Linked DNA regions of Homo sapiens: all the other regions are linked to region 2. The links are chromatin contacts, found by Hi-C or POLR2A ChIA-PET in ENCODE. All regions are on one chromosome and are shown on one strand. The core of a region is the stretch at or near the end of the contact, and the rest is flanking DNA. Distances in the headings are between cores, read along the strand shown.

Evidence for each region. Hi-C counts contacts between places; a loop is a spot of excess contacts on that map. ChIA-PET counts read pairs that join two places held with the same protein, here RNA polymerase II (POLR2A). Pooled maps may share reads with other maps.
Region 1: a loop to region 2 is called in a map with no recorded cell type, with 4 times the contacts of the local background. The contact joins two enhancer-like sites. A Hi-C loop is called at or near these places in 1 of 168 maps with a recorded cell type or tissue (posterior cingulate gyrus), 3 of 37 single-sample maps with no recorded cell type and 2 of 50 pooled maps. POLR2A ChIA-PET finds 5 or more read pairs at or near these places in 2 of 52 experiments (BJ and activated naive CD4-positive, alpha-beta T cell).
Region 3: a loop to region 2 is called in a pooled map, with 4 times the contacts of the local background. The contact joins two enhancer-like sites. A Hi-C loop is called at or near these places in 3 of 168 maps with a recorded cell type or tissue (astrocyte of the cerebellum, endothelial cell of hepatic sinusoid and natural killer cell), 2 of 37 single-sample maps with no recorded cell type and 3 of 50 pooled maps. POLR2A ChIA-PET finds 5 or more read pairs at or near these places in 5 of 52 experiments (AG04450, GM12878, HEK293 and 2 more).

Annotation. Positions count from the first base shown.
Region 1 is chr4:169,249,955-169,253,615 of GRCh38, forward strand. The region is part of intron 2 of SH3RF1 (SH3 domain containing ring finger 1); the gene reads right to left. Among named protein-coding and RNA genes, the nearest start is that of SH3RF1, 19 kb to the right of the region's middle. RefSeq lists an enhancer at 1,216-2,415. Within about 2 kb of position 2,042, at least 7 of the 41 ENCODE cell types and tissues checked have a DNase peak (open chromatin) inside an H3K27ac peak, as active enhancers do.
Region 2 is chr4:169,291,071-169,294,820 of GRCh38, forward strand. All of the region lies in intron 2 of LOC105377529 (a long non-coding RNA gene), which reads right to left. Among named protein-coding and RNA genes, the nearest start is that of SH3RF1, 22 kb to the left of the region's middle. RefSeq lists enhancers at 2,259-2,328, 2,339-2,458. Within about 2 kb of position 2,466, at least 3 of the 41 ENCODE cell types and tissues checked have a DNase peak (open chromatin) inside an H3K27ac peak, as active enhancers do.
Region 3 is chr4:169,339,837-169,343,932 of GRCh38, forward strand. No RefSeq gene overlaps it. Among named protein-coding and RNA genes, the nearest start is that of SH3RF1, 71 kb to the left of the region's middle. RefSeq lists an enhancer at 1,755-1,904. Within about 2 kb of position 1,840, at least 2 of the 41 ENCODE cell types and tissues checked have a DNase peak (open chromatin) inside an H3K27ac peak, as active enhancers do.

The DNA.
Region 1 (3,661 bases), core at 792-3,291, 42 kb before region 2:
AAGGAAAAAAAAACGATTATCTGAAGTCTGATTTGAATCCACACTATATCAAATGAGGAAATATGCTCAAGTCACGACACAGCCAAGATTAATAGGTGTTTCCACCCACTCCTTAAACAGTTTTAGGTACAAAAAACAATGTCACTTCTCTTCCTAAGAATATGTTAAGCATAGAAATTTGCAGAAATGCATAAAAAAGCATTCCTTTCCATGCTCTCATTTTCTGGTGTTCTGGGTAGCTTTAAAAGTATGAACACTGAAGTACACCAATGCTGTCAGTTATAAAGGATTTGTATTCATTTCTGGGAGCTAAAAACAGAGATGCTGCTATGGTTTGGAATCATACTGCTCATCTCTTGGGTTTAAAAAAAAAAAAGCTTGCGGCAAGATTATTTTTTAAATCATTCCACATTTATCTTCATAAAACAATACAAAGTGAATTGCCAAATAAGCATATATGACACTTTAATTTACTCATCTATTAAAACTGTTTCAATTTAAACATCTGAATGAATAACAGTCATTCTCCTATTTGCAATATTTTTCAACATGAGGTGTGCTCAGTAACATCAACATACATCAAGTATAACCATTCACTGATTTATTTGTTAACAAATTCTTATTGAGAACCTACTATGTACTAGGCAGTGTTCTACCTGCTGGGGATACAGACAGGAATAAATTTAATCAAAGTCCTGGTTCTCATGGAGCCTACTGCCTATTGTGGGGTAGTGGGGATGGGGGTAGGAGGGATTAAACAAATAAATGTATAATGTGATTTTAGACAGACATAAGTGCCATGAAGAAAAACAAAGCAGTGCAAGGCTAGAAGATTGGCAGTAGAGTGAGGGGTGGGGCTTTTTTGGATATGGTGGTCACAGAAGACCCTTATAAGGAAGAGACATTTGAAAAGAGACCAAACTGAAGGAAAGGAGCAAGCCATGTTGAGACCTGGGTAAAAGCTGACCTTCCTTCCAGGCAGGGCAAAGACTAAGTGCAAAGGCCCTAGGCTTTGGTGGTTTGATAAACAGCAAGAAAGTCTGTATGGCTGGAGCAGAATACTTAAGCTGAGGAGATAAGGTGGAGGAAAAGGGCAGGACTCAGTTATGCGACTGAAGTCTAATGGACCATTATATAACATAGTTTTGAGCAAGAGTGACATGTCACACTAACTGAGGTTCAAGGGAGCTACTCTGGGAGACACAAGTGGACAGAAGGTTAGTTAGGAGACTATGTCAATACATAGAGCTTAACCTGATATCCTCAAAATGCTTTCACCCTTTAGGTTTTACAGGGAGGGTGGAAGGTAGGAAACTACTTTTTAAATTTCATTATATCTAAACAAATACACGTAAAGTCATGTATACACGCTGTAACACACATTCCTCTCAGTGACTTTGTTAGTCAGAATAACTGAAGAGTATTGTTTCAGATAATCTCAGTCAAGCAGCCTTAAAATCGTGCACAAAACAAGATGACCATCCTCATCCCTTTTATTATAACTAAATGAAAGTCATGTAAGACTGAATAGTTCTTTTGTCCTTAAACAGGCTATCCGAAAAACAGAAGCATACTGTCTTTCATTGTCAATTCATGGTTCACAAAGCCTCTGAGGTTGGCTTTCGTCCTTCAAAAGCTTTTAATGGACAGGTACATTTAAGCCTTATTTTAAGGATTGTGAGAAATGGAATGCACTGGGAGCGGTCCCCATCTCCCTTTTATGAAAGGAGGAAGATATCAGCAATGCAGAGTGACCTCACCTATAAGGAATGCATCAGTGACATGGAACAAAGGTGGCTTCCTTCGTAAGGAAACCCAATCTGTTTCAGAAAACTGCTTCATTACTTTTGACTGATTTAGGGCTGCGCAGCCTACTAGAAACAATTCCATTCTTTAACCTCTATTTTATTAACAAAACTGTGATATCATTCTTCCTTCAAACATTAAAGAAAAGCCTTGCATATTCATCAATCAAAACTATATTTTATTCAGATCACCTTTGATCATACATGTGTTTGTGCCAACTAAGTGTATTTTTCAGTTGAAGCCTATAAAAGATAGGTGGTGTGCCTACAAGAGCGAGGACTCTGGTATGTTCCGCAGCGACTCAAGAACCACGTGAGATGTGCTAGGTAAAGGCAATTCACTCTTGTTTCAGGTTGCACTTAAGAGGGCCTGCGTTTTCACATTTTATAGCATGTTGAGTTTTCCAGCTTATGAATTCTATCACAGCTTACTTTTTCAAACAGTGATATCAATGCAAAACAAGTTCTTTGAGAACAGAATGAATTCATTCATGGCTAACCCAGATGCAACAAACAGGACACAGAGTTGCTAAAATATTACTTCTCTCTTTCAAGATTATAAAATATCTTGTCACATATTTTTCCCCAAGGTAATGTGTCAAAAATTTACTTTCTGGAGTCAGATATACAATATTCCATAGGATCAGCTTTTAAAATGTTTTCATGACCATTGAAAAGGGCTATGAAAATTGCTACTATTCTCATTCTAAAGCTACTGATAGATAAGATAGTTGTAATCTAATTACTCCCTACCATCTGGCACCTGGGTGCCAATAATTAGCAACTCTGCCTGATTGCCAGATAATAGTCAACTGACCAGGAAAGTTGGTTTTAAGTATCAAACTGTGAATCAATTTTTGCCTCAATCTATCTTTAACCAACCTATTCTATTTTTTTGGCTTAATATCCCAGTATGTCTAGTAATGCTGCCAAGAAACGATGACCTTCAGTTCAGGGACAGAGAATAAATACGTGCTGATGGACTGACGTATTCATAAGCAAAACACAGGCTCTTTTTTCATACATTCTAAATTTCAACATATATCACTGAACATAAGGCATGTTAAATAAATCCTAAACTGGCAACAACCCACAGTAACAGGCAGGATGGGTGGATTATAGCAAAGGGGAAGTTAAACAAAAATATGACTCTAGCTAGTTGTTAATGATAAACACCCTCTGCCCAAATACTGACCTGATACCATGAAACTGGATGGAGAAAAAAGCCCTAGGGGTGGGAGGTGGGGGTGACTGAGAAATTTACATATCAGGTTAATGTGAAAAATAAACTTGCCTCTCAAGGAAAAGTTTGGATCGCAAAGAAGAAACTTAAATAAACCTAGTAACACATGAGAATTTACATAATAAATATTCACATAGAATTCCCACTTCTTACACACAAAGCTCTTCATTCATAGCATACCTAGAAACCACAGCGTGGCACATTTCTAAAGTTACCAAACCTTCCTAGCATGTTGCTTCTCAAAATCTGCCATTCTTCTTAATCCATAAGGAAATGTTAGGTAGACCTAGTGTTACTTATTTGTAAGTATCAGATAGCTTAGTCTCCTGAGAGAAGTAATAACTCAAGGTATTTCCATGTATATAGTTAAATTGTTGATACATTAACAATCACAGAGAATCCAGCCTTGCAGCTTTCTGAGCTAGAGAGCCCATGGGCTTTTGTCATGTTTCATATCACAGCTGGCTGGCTTATGATTTGAGACTTGGAAAGGATCCCTTGGGACTAATTTATTCTAACTGCCCTTTTCTTCCCTCTTTCCGCTCCATTCTCAATAATTTTAATTTAATTTTGAATGTGCATGTTGCCTCTCATAGGATTCAAAATGTAGAGG
Region 2 (3,750 bases), core at 1,216-3,715:
TTCTTTCCCTTGTACTTCCAGACCTCTGTTCACTTCTCAATAGTTACCATACACTTTTTCAGTACATCTGCTATATTTTTAAACTTAAAAAATCATGTTCTTGAGTTCCAGTTTAACGCTGTAATTGAAGCTCCTCAATTGCACTAATTACTTTTTCTGTTCAAGTTGCCATGCCCTTTTTCAGCAGTTCTATTTTGCTGGCAACCGCCATTTCTGGATGCTCTGCTCACTCTTCCCCATTCTGGCTTTGTTGTTCCTTTGCCTATGTTATTCACCTGGGGCCAGGTCTTCAGCAGCAGCTATCTCTTGAGTACAGGAGGCTCCATGGTCTCTGATCCTGTAGACAGACAAGTCCTCAGCTGGAAAATGCTTATCTTATCTTCTCTGCTCCCCAGTTTCCTTAGCTACAAAGGTTAATTTTCTCTTAGTTGTAAAGATACAAAGTCTTTTTTTTTTGTTTAAATTTTAAAAATAATTGAGATGGAGTCTCGCCATGTTGCCCAGGCTGTTCTCAAACTCCTGAACTCAAGCAATCTACCCGCCTCAGCCTCCTAAAGTGCTGGGATTACAGGTGTGAGCCACCAAGCTTGGCCAAAGATACAAAGTCTTATTTCATTCGCCACTCCTTGAGGGCCAGAGAGACCAGCAAGTCCTTCTAGGTATAGTTGTGTCAGCTGTAGGCTGGGTTGCTGGGTAGAATATATTACATGGGACAGACTTACATAAAAAGAATTATTCATTATTGATCTAAAATTCAATTTTTGTTTTGTTTTGTTTTTGAGACAGGGTCTCACTCTGTCACCCAGGCTGGAGTGCTGGAGTGCAATCAGAACTCACAGCAGCCTTGACCTCTTGGGCTCAAGCAATCCCTTATCCTCAGCTCCCTGGAGTAGCTGGGATTATAGGTACGCACCACCATGCCTGGCTAATTTTTGTATTTTTTGTGGAGATGGGGTTTCCCTTTGTCGCCCAGGCTGGTGAAGTTGGAATTTAGCTGTGTGTTCTTTCTCTCTTTTGGGTAAATTTGGCTGCCCTAAGGCCAGGCGTGTTGGCTCATACCTGTAATCCCAGCAATTTGAGAGACTGAGGTGGGCGGATCACTTGAGGTCAGGAATTCAAGACCATCTTGGCCAACATTGTAAAACCCCCGTCTCTACTAAAAATACAAAAATTAGCCGGGCGTGGTGGCAGTTGCCTGTAACCCCAGCTACTTGGGAGGCTGAGGCGTGAGAATCACTTGAACCCTGGAGGCGGAGGATCAGTGAGCCCGAGATCACACCACTGAACTCCAGCCTGGGCAACAGAAAGAGACTGTCTCAAAAAAAAGAAAAAAAAATTGGTCTGCACTGATCAGCTGGGTTGTTCTCCTTCTTGTCTTTTCTCTTGTCTATGGATCCCATGGGCCAAGCTCTCTTCAGTAACCTCAGAGCTCTGACCCTTGCCTCAAGGTACCTCTCAGGCCCCAAGCTCTCTCTGGCCTGAAGGATGCTCCGGCCCAGGTCCAGTACAGGCCCTCTCTGTATTGAATCCCCACAGCACCTAAAACCCTGCATGCCCTTCCTTCTGCCTCCTAGGCTCCATTTGAGAAGGAGTTACAGTTACATGGAGCTGGGAGAGGAAAAGGAGACACAGAGGTGCACGTTAGGTAGCTGTGGTAGAATATGTGAGGAAAATGATTCTTAGAGCCAGCTAACCTATCATTTAAGTAGGAAGACGGGCAAAAATATTTCCAGACCTGAAAACCCTCAGAAATCCTCTTTCTCGAGTATTTTTATGAATAGGTAATGTGAAGATGTCCTCAAGCAAACAAGAGAGTAAAACAAGAAAGAAGAAAATGTGAGCACTAAGAAAAAGTCAATCCCGGCAGGGAGCACAGTGCGGGGCCGTTCCCGAGTATGAGCGGTGCAGCAGGCCTGGAGAGGAGCCAGGTCAACCGGAGCACACGCACAGAACTCCAGAAGGGAGGGGGCCGCAGACGAAACAGCGCACGGGAGGGAACGGAAGAACCTAAGGATGGGATCAAAGAGAGGCAATCTGAGTCCTTCCAGTCAACTTTTATTTGAGATGTGATAGGATCATTCAGGGCCGATCACATCAGGGATCCCACTCAAAATGTACCGTATTTAGGTTCATATCCCCAGGGCCAAGTTGAAATCAAACCAATCTCTGAATAACGATATAGGATATATGTAAAAGGCCAATGAATGCGATACACTCTGCTCAAATTCAGACACCTGAGGTCTCAAAATAACTCATTTCAAAACTTGGATTCCCACTTTTGTCCTGCCTCCATTCATTCTACCTAAAGAAAACCAAACTAAAAAATAGGCTTGTGGTTCCAGTCTAGCTTATAAGAAGTTGCTACTGTTTCCCACCACAAATAAAATGCAGAACAAACTGAAAAATCAACAATTCTATTCTTAGATCCATAAGAGAAGTGAAGTCACAGGGCAAACCGCTGCCCCCATAATGGAGCAACTGAGCGGAAACCCACAAGCTGAAACCTCTCAGGAACCTGTGTTGGGGAAGGGAAACCTGAATTGCAACTGATGAATTGCTGGAGGCTCAGTGTGGACAAGTTTGAGAGATATTAATAAATATTCCAGGGGACTGAGTCCCCCTCCAGGAGCTCAAACAGTTCCTCGCAGTGAATATTGGAGACGAATCCTCTCCTTCTGGCATGGGGAGGAGAAAAGGAACCATTTTGAAATACGCCAGAAAACTGTGTTCTTAACAATGCCTGCCCTCAGGAGAAACTATTTAACCAGAGCCTAACCTGCTGGGGTTTCATCAGACCCTAACTGACCCAGGGAAAATAAATGCCCAACTCCAACCCACTCTAGCCATTCAGTCCACCTGTGCAGGGTGGGAACTGAGACACATCTGTGAAGTTCACAGTCCAGAGGCACAGGCTGCCTAAAGAACAGATACCTAATTGTGAAATTATAGAACACTTCCCCACCCCAACACCATACCACCACATTACTAAAGGCTAATCGACAGCAGTTCCTTTTAACCAGTGCCTCATGTCCAGCTATCAAGAAAAAATTACAAGACATATTGAAAGGCAAAAATGTAGTTTGAAGAGACAGAGAAAGCCTGAGAACCAGCCTAAAATATGTCAGGGATGGTGGAATTATTAGGCTGGAAATTTAAAACAACTATTATTAACATGCTTAGGGCTGTAATGGATAAAGTAGACAGCATGCAAGAACAGATGGGCAATGTAAGCAGAGGGATGGAAATCCCAAGAAAGAACCAAAAATAAATGCTAGAGCTCAAAAGCAGTGTAATCAGAATGAAGAATGTGTCTGATGGCTTATTAGCAGACTGCACACAGCCGAAAAAGAATCTGTAAACTTGAAGATACCTCAGTAGAAACCTCCCAGACTAAAGAGCAAACAGAAAAAGAAGACTGAAAAAAAAAACAAAAAACCAGAACAGAATATCCGAAAAGAGTGGGACATACACAAATGGAAACACCAGAAGGAAAAGAATGAGAGAAAGGAACAGAAGAAATATTTGAATAGCAATGATTGAGAATTTCCCCCAAATTGTCTTCAGTCACCAAACCATAGATTGAAAAAGCTCAGGGAACACAAAACAAGATAAATTCCAAAAGAAAACTCTACCTAGGCATATCATTTTTAGACTAGAAAATCAGAGGTAAAGAAAAAATATCCTAAAAGAAGCCAGAGAGAAAAAACTTTGCCTATAAAGGAGCAAAGATAAGAATTATATGTGACTTCT
Region 3 (4,096 bases), core at 590-3,089, 48 kb after region 2:
GTGCAAAAGTTCTTTAGTTTAATTAGATCCCATTTGTCAATTTTTGCTTAGGGCATTTTTATAAAACTTACAGAGATGCGTTATATCTTCCATTTTGGCCCATGTGTGCCAGCATAGGGAGACTCTGAGCAATGTATTCAACCAGTGGTCATTGTCCTGGTGACCCGGGACATGTCAATCCAACAGGAGAATCCAGACTTCTTAGGGTCCCATTTGAGACAGATGGCCACTCAGATAGTACAAGCCTGGCCAGCTGGGGGTTACTCCTAGGAGTAAGAAAGACACACCATACACAGGAAGTGCTAGAGAAGAATCCCAAATTTCCAGAAAAGGTCTCCTCCCATTTTGTCAAGTTATTACCTAGGAAGCAGCTGAGAGAAGATGATCACTTTCTGGGACAGCCTCACTCAGTGACCAAACTGTTTTAGACACATGTGGGAATCTGAAGGAAGTCAGGGAGGTTGAGTCAGAAATCTTTTTGAGTTCAGTTTTGAGGAGGCCATTGCAATGGCCAGAGGCCTGTGGATGATGGGAGCATGGAAGGCCTACTAAATACCTTGACTATTAGCACTTGGTTGAATAGTTTTTGCAATCAAAGGTGTACTGTTGTCAGACTGTAAATCATCCAGAAAGCCAAAAGCTTATCACAGAGAAGTTTGAAGGGCCACTGTGGTGTGAGTAGTTGGCTGTACACACTGCAACAGCAACGTTGTAACCTAAAAGAGTTGTCAACAGGCTGGGCACTGTGGCTCACACCTATAATTCCAGCTTCTTGGAAGGCTGAGGTGGGAAACCAGCCTGGGCAACATAACCAGACCCCATTGCTACTAAAAAAATTTAAAAATTAGCTGGGCATGGTGGTGCAAGCCTGTAGTTCCAGCTATTTATGAGACTGAGGCAGGAAGATCTCTTGAGACCAGGAATTTGAGGCTGCAGAGAGCCAGGATCACACCACTGTACTCCATCCTGGGCGACAGAGCAAGACCCTGTCTCTAAAAAACAACAACAAAAAAAATTATATATATAAAAAAAGTATCAATAATGGTAAGGCACCCCCAATAGGTACCAGAAGGGGCCAAAGGTTCAATTTATTCAATCTGCCAGGAGTTTACAGAGACAACACCCTGTGAAATGTGGCCTCTCTTGCCACAAGACAAATGGGTCCATTTGTGACAGGCTCCACAGTCTGGCATGCAGCAGTAGCCTCTCCATTGGAAACAAAGAGTCCTTTACTGTGTGCCAAGTCTATAACGGTGGATGTTGCCACATCTTATACAATGATGATGGATCGAGGTGGCAGTGGTGGCAGGGTGGATGGTACAGGCTCAAGTTTGGTCCCCGTTGGTCCCACAAGAGAATGGGCCTTTAATGTGGGTGTTTATGTGAGTGATCCAGGCGGTTCCAGCAGCAGCCACAATTTGTTCTCACAATTCAAAGTTCACAGTTCATTGGTCCAAAGATAGTTGTCTTTAATGTATAGTTTTCAAAGTGGCATCTAAGCCACCAACGATCACCAGAGAGTCAGTAAAATCATAACTAGCTTCATCAAAAGGAGTACTGGCCAGAGTGATGAGAATGCTCCTGTTTTCTGCCCGCACAGGAGAACGACCACCTCTATTTTTGGTTCTGCATAGCTGGTGCTAAAGCTGAACAGACACAATAGTCCAGTGACACTGTCAGGTACCAGCTTAGCCAAATCACCAGCGAAGCCGGCCCAGGCACTGAGGGGAACACTGTGAGGGCAGGACCACACTGAGCCAGCAGCTTTGCTGCAGGCGGTAGCATGGGGATGGAATTTCCCCCAAAGGAACAGCTGCCACTTTTTCACCTAAAACCAAGATACTGTGGGAGCCAGGCCAGCTGTGTTCTTGAACCTACTATTTCCATTTGACAAATGAGGTGGTTGGGGCCTTCCCACTGTGTTAGTCATGGAGTCAAAGTTGACCCACCACAAAGTGAGAATACAGGATGAAGACTCACAGGCTTCTGAGAGTCAGGCCCTCCTTTTTGACAAGAGCCCACTAGCGAGCTCAGAGCTGCTTTTTAAAGAGGGTGGACCTGGTCACAATGTCATGGAAGCAACAAGTCCAAAATTCCAAGAGGTGGCTCTGGATGAAGCCTGACTCCTTTTGCCAGAGTCTCCAGTTGGCAAAGTCATCAGTTGCAGAGACATAGAGCTGAGGTTTCATTAGGATTGCTGAGCCCTGAAGCTGGAGAGTGTGTCTCAGCTTGCTGGACAGCTTCTAATGCAGTCTGTTTGGACCCTGCTCATATCATGCTGATGTGATATGAGAAAAGAAACAATGGGATACCCAGTGAGGTGCACACTGTCTCCCATATCCAAAGAGTACATTAAGGTTCTGGGCATCCTTTTGGGTGATGGGGGTGGGGTGCTGAAGAGATAGCAATTTTTCCCTGACTACCAGTGTGGCTGTAAATAGTCCCAGGAAACTTTGCCTGGTGAGCTAGTTCCTGGATTTTGTCAGGTTTTATCAGCTTCACCTGCTGGCAGCTTCACCTGCTGGCATGCTAATACCATTCTCAAGGTCACTGAGACGGGCACTTATGGCTTGCCAACCAACAGGACGTCATCTACATAACCAAAGCTATGGACATCAGAGGGTAGAGGCCCTTGCACTAAATTCTGACCCCTCCTCTCCACTAGTAGCAAGTGGCAGAGAAATTTAGGTGCTCATGGAAGACTACTGCAAATGTATACTGGAGGCTTTGAAATGTGAATGGGAACTGTTTATGATGCTTAGGTGCCAGTGGTATGGCAAAGAAGCCATTGGTAAGCATGCCAAGTGCCATTGGTCTGCGTAATGGATTCAATTACAGTTACAATGTCTGGAACAGCTGGGATATGGAATCAGCAACTGAATTCAGTGGGCAATAATCTACTGCAAGCCTCTGCCTCTTGTTAGCCTTTTTTCCTGGCCATACAGGCCTGTTGTATACAATCCTTACTGCCTTTAAATTCTTAATCAAGATTATTCTCCCCCTTGGGAGTCTATATTGTTTCTGTTGGAACACCCCAAAGGGTGCAGGGAGGGGTCTGCAGAGCAATGTATGTGTTTCACTAACTTGTCTCTAAATGTGACTCTTCTGAATCAGGAGAACCCCCTCTAGACAGTTACAATACAAGGATGTAAAACATTAATAATAATTATGCATTCAGCAGTGGAGTCCACAACAGCACACATAAATTGGCTCAAAGGGCTCTGGCACAAGGCCACTGTAGCTTTCCTTCTCCACTGCAAATCTTGCCCAAATTCCATTGGTTAAGTTGGGAATTCTCTCTTTCCACAGGACCAGAGAGGACAGTGACTTGGGACCTGTATCTAATAGGTATCTAATAGATCCATAAAATTGGAAGTCTCTCCTTTCCCCTCAAATCTCCAGCACACTTGGACAGATGAGTATGACCTTTGAGGCCTGATGTGGACCAGGGAGACCTTAGCTTCACCTCTAATTGTTTTTCTCATTAAAGTGGTTAAGCTGAAGTAGAGGAGGAGGAAAGCAATGAGTCATGAAGGAGAGAGTGGCTCTGCCCATTAAAAAAAGCTTTGCATTTACTTTTGTAGAGCATGGCTCATTACTCCAGCCCAATGAACTTGCATTGCCTTTGGCATTCACAGGGTTCCACATTGGATGGCAATGTCCTTGTGGCTGATATCATTTATTTCAAAAGGCAGAAGAACCTTCTGCCCACCCACAACAAATCTTGGTACTAGTAGTTACAATGGGGTGGACCTGAGGCTGCTCTCAGATTGGCAAGGAAGCCCTCCATCTGGAGGGTAGTTAGCAACAACCAAGGTAGTTGGGGAGTTGTCTTTGAATTTACTTCCTGGTGTTCAGCCTGCAACCAGCTTCCCGATTTCTCCTCATAAACAGGCAATGAAGTGGAAGACCATTGATTGTCCTGTTGACCACAAAATGGAGTCAACATGCCTCTGCCAACTCCCATGGGCTCCATTAGGTCCCATTATCTCACTTACAAGACCCTTGCTTTCCTGTTCCAGCAGCCACGTCTCCGTCAGCCTCCCATCCTCATCTCCAGAATTGTCAAGAACTGTGACGGGTCTGAGATTTTAGC